2 separate regions of the Homo sapiens genome follow, and region 1 is linked to region 2. A link is an interaction called in ENCODE POLR2A ChIA-PET data of the cell type or tissue named here. Cell type or tissue: PC-9. All regions are shown on one strand.

Region 1 (4,000 bases), 300 kb before region 2:
AAACAGAGGCCACTGTCCTTCAGGAGAAACCTTAGCCAGCTAACTCACTACTGGGGTGGCATAGGGTGATGGCTTAGGGTGTTCTAACAGGCATTTTCACTGATGTCATCCTACAGAGCAGTATAGAAAGGACTAATGTTTCTAAAAGTAAGCCATGAAAGGTGAAACATTTTTATTTATAGTTGCATGTATATTTTAATATATTTGGAAATATATGGGCAGATTATCAAACGTGTGATTTCACAAATGAGACTGACCACATTTAAATGAAAGAAGTGAATCAATTAAAAAATATTCAGCAAATATTAATACAAATGGGAGGTGGTGTGGAAGCTCCACAGCCATCATTGTGGGTTCAAGTTGTGATGTGACACTGTCTGGTTTCAAATTCTAGCTTCAGTGTTTACTAAGTGTATTGCTTTGAACAAACCACTTAGGTTTTCAAATCCTCAGTCTCCTCAGCTATAAAATGGAGAAAATACCACCTACTTTGTAAGTTGTTATGAGGATTAAATGAACATATAAAGTACTTTGCACAGTTCCTGTCAAATCGTAAAGGCTTAGTATACATAAGACAGTGCCATCATGATCATTAATATAATCACTTTCAAAAATACATCTTTACTGAGCTAATAAAGGCTAAACTTTGTCTTAGACTTGGAGACCAAAGAAATAAGTAAGACATGATCCCTATTTTCAAGATGCTCTAAGTCTTGAGATAAATAAAAAGATGTATATAAACCATTGGAAATTACTATGTGAATAATAGTACCAGTGTCTGCTGATAAATGCTTACCAACCAGCAATCTGGGGGCAGGAGGAATACATATATACATACATACAAGTATTATAAATTTTACTAATAATGTTTTTATTGTTTTTTTGCTGAACTCTTGTATCCATCATCAACTTCTGGTTACAACTGAAAAAAGAAGGTAGCTTTGCTATGAATGGTTATTGATATCTTTGTGTACATTAATGAATAAGATGAAAGTGAAAAAATAATGACATATGTTAGAACCTCACTCATTCACCAATTCTGTGTGTGGCTTTGTTGCTGAATTGGTTTTAGAATAATAGAGGAATATTTCCTAATTGTTGGTACTATTCACAATGTAAAAGCTATGATCCACTTTTAAGTTTAATCTGCATAGTTAATGTATCTCCATTGCTTTCTTAGGTATAGACCAAGTAAGGTCAAATTACAACCAAAACTACCCCATCATCCCAATCCACCTTGATTGTATAAAAAAGTTTTATTAGAACACAAGCATACCCATTTGTTTTTATATTGTCTCTGTTTTTAGTTGTAGCTACTTCCAAGCTACAACTACACAGTTGAGTAGTTGCAATAGAGATTGCCTATAAAGTCTAAAATATTTATTACCTGGATCTTTATAAAAAAATTTACTAATCCATGGTATAGACAATCAACAAAATGATAAATCACACTCCGTTCTGTAGTGCTTGCCAATTTACATATTGTAAATACTCCAAGGCCAATTTCAAGCTACCGACATGACATCACTGAACATGGAGTTGGGAAGAGATGCACAGTAGATCATGGTTATATATTTGCACCATATAGTTATGATCAGCATAAATAATCACAGGGACATAGATAATAGTAAAATATAGTAAAATAATCACAAAGTAATGAGTTTTAAAATATAATTAATTTTAAGCTTATACAATTTGCTTTTGTAGACTGGTTAGGTTTAACAACTGGTTTGCAAAATTCCTGATGATTTATAATCGGCTCTCAGGATCCGATATGCAGTGGCTCCAGCACACCATTGTAAATAGCACCCTTGTGCATGGGGAACTACTGGTGCAGAGGGGAGGGTTGCCTACTTTGTGGGTTTGTGTTACATTTGTCTGGCTAGTCATTAGAAAAGACTTCAAAGGGGGAAAATGGAGGAAAGTAAGAAGGAAAGAATGGAGAATCCTTAAAGAATGAGTAGGAGTTAGACTGAATAAATGTTCATTTCTATGAACATTTATTGAGAACCTATAGGCATTGGCTTAGAGCTAGAGATACAAAGATGAGTAAGACACAAGCTTTGTTCTTAGAGTTCACAACTAATGGAAGAGGTATTCATTCGTTCATTCACTGATTTGATTAATCAATTAATAATTTATTGCTGCCCTACTTTGAGCTTCATGCCATGGATTTAATAGTAAAAAAGATATCGCACAAAAATACTTATGATGCAAAGTATTAAATGCTACAATAGAAATGCGTTTTCAAAATGTTATAAGAACATAGAGAAGGAAGGGATTAATTGTCTGGAAGGATTAAGAGCTTTTGTACAACCCTTTAGGTTACATTCCATATTTGCCTATCACTTTCTCCTTCCAAACTAATTGTCTCATTGTCTTTGAAAAGGCTATGGGCTTCCCATCTTTCTTGCCTTTTACTCTTCTGTGATCTGGTTGCTCTTACCCCATCTGCCTTCCAAATTTGAACCACTCCTTAAGACTCAGTTAAAATCTGACCTTCTTTTTTTTTTTTTTTTGAGACGGAGTCTCACTCTGTCGCCCAGCCTGGAGTGCAGTGGTGAGATCTCAGCTCACTGCAAGCTCCGCCTCCCGGGTTCACGCCATTCTCCTGCCTCATCCTCCCTAGTAGCTGGGGCTACAGGCGCCTGCCACCACGCCCAGCTAATTTTTTTGTATTTGTAGTAGAGATGGGGTTTCACCATCTTAGCCAGGATGGCCTCGCTCTCATCCGTCTCGGCCTCCCAAAGTGCTGGGATTACAGGTGTGAGCCACCGTGCCCGGCCAAAATCTGACCTTCTTCCTGAAACTTTCACTGACCTTCCCCAGGCCACAGCTCTATGTGCCCCCTCTGAGCTCCAGCAGCATTTGCCGACAATAAAGGTCTCTTAAGTATTTTTTTAATCATCAACTGTGTGTATCAGTGTTAAGATGGGGTGAACATACCATAAACACCACTGACATCTGAGTCAATAGATATCAGAATTCCAGGGCCCTGTTACATATGAGTGACAGAAAAAAAAAAGATTTGTAAATTTTTGCAATGTTATGAACTCTCTCCATGTTAGTGAATATAAGCATTTGGCAGAATATGAACCAAAAACGTGAGGATTTACAAAAGAGTCTGAGGCCAGGAGAAATCTGTATGGTATGGTAGGAATAAGATGGGTTTTAGCTACGAGGGGAACTGCTTAAATTCCTGTCCTTTCTTTTCTTAGCTGTATGTCCTAGGATGAGTTATTTAACTTTTTGGAGGCTTTTTTCCTTTACCTGGAAGTGAGAGGTAATACAACTACCTCACATGACCATTGTGAGGATTACTAGAAACATGAGGAAATTGATTGACTGATGCTCATTTTTCTGTCCTTTGTGTCTGGCACTAATATGTAATATGTATCTGTTAAAAGAATGATTGAGTTAGCTCTCAGCTATTACTATGAAATAAGTTAGAAACATCATTACACCGGACACAGTGGCTCACGCCTGTAATCCCAGCACTTTGAGAGGCCAAGGTGGGAGGATCACCTGAGGCCAGGAGTTCGAGACCAGCCTGGCCAACATGGTGAAACCTCGCATCTACTAAAAATGCAAGAATTAGCCGGGCATGGTGGCATGTACCTGTAATCCCAGCTACACGGGAGGCTGAGGCAGGAGAATTGCTTGAACCTGGGAGGCAGAGGTTGCAGTGAGCTGAGATTGCGCCATTGCACTCCAGCCTGGGCAACAGAGAAATACTCCATCTCAAAAAAAAAAAAAAAAAAGAAAAGAAACGTCATTACTTCTCCTTGCAATGGAGTAGACACATGGACATTTCCTCCGTTCATGTGACCAAAATAACAACTTATATTTGTAACTGATGAAGGAAATAAAACTAATGTTAAAAGAAGAAGTGAAATCTAGGACTCAGTGGATTTGTTAACATGATCTGGTTCCTTCCTACGGTCACTCATTTTAGATATGACTGTACCATTTCCTAAAGTCTCAGAGTACTGTAATTTTC
Region 2 (4,000 bases):
ATTGAATTAATGCTAAGGAAAGCATTGTAATCCTTGTGACCACACCGATGGAGATACAGAAAAAGTTAACGACTGGATTCTATCTTCATTTTAGACTTTTGGTCTGTGGGCCATTTAACCTGGATGCCACCATTTTATGGGGATAATGATGCTTACCATGGTTAATGTTTTGGAAGAGCTTTTTATTTATAGCATTGTTTACTCAGTCAAGTTCACCATGGCCGTAATCCTTCTAAGGGAAACACTAAAGTTGTTGTAGTCTCCACTTCAGTCAGAAACTGATGTTTCAGCTAGGCACAGTGGTACATGCCTGTAATCCCAGCTACTTGGGAGGCTGAGGTGGGAGGATCACTTGAACTCAGGAGTTTGAGAGCAGCCAGGGCAACACAGCGAGACCCTGTCTCAAAAAAAAAAAAAAAAAAAAAAGCCCTGGTGTTCCAAACTCAGTCTTTCCTGAAGAAGAGGATCTGAGTTATCTTCTGAAACAGCGTTCTCCCTTCCCAGTTGTATCACTCTTATAAAAAGACTGTCCAGTCTATGTCATGCCCTAGGAGACAAACTGTTCCTCCCAGCCCCCTTTGAGTATTGAGCAGAAGAATCAAATTATTAAATACGTATGTTTGTACAGAATGGTATTTGTGTATGTGTGTGGGCTTAGAGATTCACAAGTAAATATTCCTTTGGTGAAGGAATTTCAATAAAAACATCTATCAAGTGTCAGCGGTGAGTGTGTTTACACCACAGAAATTGGCAAATTGACAAATCAGAGTTTGTTTTTGTTTTTTTGTTTTTTACTTTCCATAAAGTTCGTTTACCAGCATACCACTAGAGATTTCGGTTTACAAATAAAAGCCATCTTGGTTTGAGCAAGACTATGCAACTATGAAAATGTTCGTTTAAAAAAATCTTCATGATCCTTTTGTAAATACAAGGTGGTTGCCAAGCTTGTTAGTTTTGTTTATTTTATTGATAGATGTAAAATATTATTGTAACTTATTTGGATAAAGTTCTTCAAAAGAAACAGAGCTATACAATGAGGTAGGATCTGGATTATTTGTCTAAGTGAGAGATTGCGAATATCAAAATATCTGTCTCACTTCTTCTGTGAATGACACAGAGTAGAAATAAATTCACTTTAAAAATATGACTGAATTTTGAAAATCAAGACTGAATCTCACATAGCTGCAGACAGGAACTAAGCCAGCCTCTTTGTATGTGGTAACAAGTACAGTATAAGAATGAAAGATTTACCATCCTTGAAAGCTCTAATGAAAATCAAATCCAGCAATATATATTCAACTGTGTACAGGATTTAAGAAACTTATTTTATGAAGGAAGTAATAGTGTGTAGATATAGATTCTGAAGTCTTTAAACGTGTCTTAATAAATTAAGATTCACTGGCATTGAGCTGAGCTACCAGGTGACCCTTGGGGACAAAAAACCCACACAAGTGAATTTCACACACCAGTATACCTTCAACAATATACTTTTGACACACACAAACCTTTGATTTGGTTTCAGAGATTTTGCAAAATAGTACCAATGTAATTTACAACTGTCATCTTTGAAATTGTGTAAAAGTGGAATAATTTTCTGAAGAAATAAATCATGGTTTGTCAATGAGTTGCAGAGACTGTCTGACATTAACTTTGTCAAGATTAAAGGATAAAGTATATGACAATTTGTTTCATCATGCTCATGACATTATGCAATTTTCTCCCTAGCTTTTAATTTTTGGAGGCAGAAAATTGAGCCAGAAATTTTTAGTCATTAGGTCTCCTAGCAACAAGCTGTAAACCTTCCAACAAGCTTGGACTAGAATCTAGACACTGAAATGCACATACATGCTTTATGTAATGCAGAATGCATTTATTGGAGAACTCATAAACATCCTATAAAATTTTCTTCCCTGAGATGCAACTATAAAACTTGGCCTTATTCTGAGAATGCTTAACATAGATTTCATCCATACTGTAACACTGATTTTGTTGTTGTTGTCCTTAAAGCAGCTCAGCTTCCTGAGGTAGTGTTATGTCTCTGTGGCAACAAGGTGAAAATGTCTAGCTTATTTTGTCAAAGTCAACAATAATCCACAGACTCCAGACCTCAATATCTGTCCCAATTTGCCATTTTACTTTAGTGCTCCAAAAATATGGCTTATAGAAAAAACAATAGGTGTTTTAAAGAGATTTACCTGAATGATATAGAGAATGTCTAGATATTTTCTGGCTATCAGGTAAAACCTACCCTTCAAGATGGTAGAATATATAATAGCATACAAAACCTCTATTTACCTAATAAGTACTTTAATTTACAGAAAAAAAATGTAAATGTAAGTGTCGGATTTAGTGCCAAGTGCAGGGAATCTGAAAAATGTATACTAGGTCTCTGCTCTCCGTAATTCTGCCTTCATGGGTCCTAGCCCCATCCCTCAGGAGGTTGTCCTAAGATCGTCAGTGTCAGATGCTTCACAATACGGCCTCACACCGTCCCTGGGAAAGGTTGGTCTCCTCCTGCTGCATCAGATGGATGATTTCATTGTACATACGGTGAGGAGCATCCAAACCCCAGATGAAATCCACGTGAGCCCATTCAGGAATATTCTTATGGTAGATGAGGTTGGTCACCTCAGAGAGCAGCATTTTCACGTCTTCTGGATTTGAAAGCCAGTCCTGACCTCCTGTCCACATTGCTGTAGGGACCGTCATATCTCTGACTCTGTACCTTACAGGAGTTGGCTAGAGAAAAGGAATAGTTCTTAACTCTAGGTAACATTTGGACTTTCAGGCTCATAATTTATGTTTCAAATAGACATAATAAACATGCCATCTGTTGTGGTGAAGGGTACATGGGTGTTAGAGCCACACAACTCTGTTAAGAATTTCTGTTCCCGCCCTTACTTTAAGGTAAAATTACTTAACATTATTGAACCTCAGTTTCTTCTTCTGTGACTGGGGATAATATCTGTAATAACTTGCTAGATCAAATGACAAAACACATAAAAACATGTAATGCCTTGTATTTCTTTTTTCTTCCTATTAAATATTTTGTAAATAAATTGTTTTTAAAAATAATGCCCCTGTTCTTTTAAAAGATAATTTCACAAACATTTCATGAAAGAAGAATTATATTCCACAGAGAAAAGCAAGGAATCTGCTGGGAAGGGCTCTGCATCTTCACAGTCTTTATGTGATCCCAGGCAGCCTTTGAGGCAGACCCGGCTTGACTGCATTTGCCAGAACCATGGCCTATGGCACTCAGGTAATTTGAGCTAAAGGGAAGTAAAAGTTAAATACCTGCTCCAATCCTTATTCCTCACCCTTCCCCACCAAATATACCAATTAGTATTCCTAATACCTGGGAACTTTCCGTATTTATGCAGTGTTAGTAGAATTAGCCTAGCCGGCTGAGCCCTTGAGATTAATCAGCATCCAGAACTTTCCTCAGAAGTGGTAAGGCCCATTTCTTACTCAGGAAATCCACCATGGAGTCTTGGCTCCAATCCTAGATGCTCTGGTTTCTCTTTGTGGCTCAGTTATGGCCTAATTTGGATAAGGAAGGTTGAAAAATTCTATGGGGCTAGTAATTTTTTTTGTCATCTTACAGGTGAAAAGATTGAACTGAATGTCATATCTCGCTCTGAGTTTCTGTGATTCTATGATTTTTTTTGTGTGTTTGTTTACTCTTCCCTTCCACTCCCATTTTCTGGTGCCTATTCTGCATGAATCAATTTCTCTAGAACTCAGTCCATTAAATGTTGATAAATTAAAGCCATCTTAGGGCCGGGCACAGTGGCTCACGCCTGTAATCCCAGCACTTTGGGAGGCTGAGGTAGGTGGATCACTTGAGGTCAGGAGTTTGAGACCAGCCTGACCAACATGGTGAAACCCCATCCCTAAAAGTACAAAAAAAAAATTAGCTGAGCATGGTGGCGTGCACCTGTAGTCCCAGCTACTCGGGAGGCTGAGGCAAGAGAATGGCTCAAAGCTAGGAGGCAGA

The links. Peaks named below come from ENCODE experiments on the same cell type or tissue, not always from the same donor. Only the 100,000 strongest peaks of a DNase experiment are listed, where the experiment ranks them.
Region 1: POLR2A ChIA-PET joins it to region 2 with 8 read pairs; 2 of 35 experiments call an interaction of 5 or more read pairs at or near these places.

What each region holds. Positions count from the first base shown.
Region 1 is chr10:89,123,475-89,127,474 of GRCh38, reverse strand. No RefSeq gene overlaps it. Among named protein-coding and RNA genes, the nearest start is that of MIR4679-2, 62 kb to the right of the region's middle. In PC-9, no CTCF peak of the experiment used is centred here; no DNase peak of the experiment used is centred here.
Region 2 is chr10:88,818,971-88,822,970 of GRCh38, reverse strand. LIPM (lipase family member M) reads right to left here. Exons shown (of 9, transcript NM_001128215.1): 9 at 2,425-2,739. The coding sequence ends at 2,470. ANKRD22 (ankyrin repeat domain 22) reads left to right here. Exons shown (of 6, transcript NM_144590.3): 6 at 1-3,075. The coding sequence ends at 30. Among named protein-coding and RNA genes, the nearest start is that of LIPM, 18 kb to the right of the region's middle. In PC-9, no CTCF peak of the experiment used is centred here; no DNase peak of the experiment used is centred here; H3K27ac peaks cover 689 bases.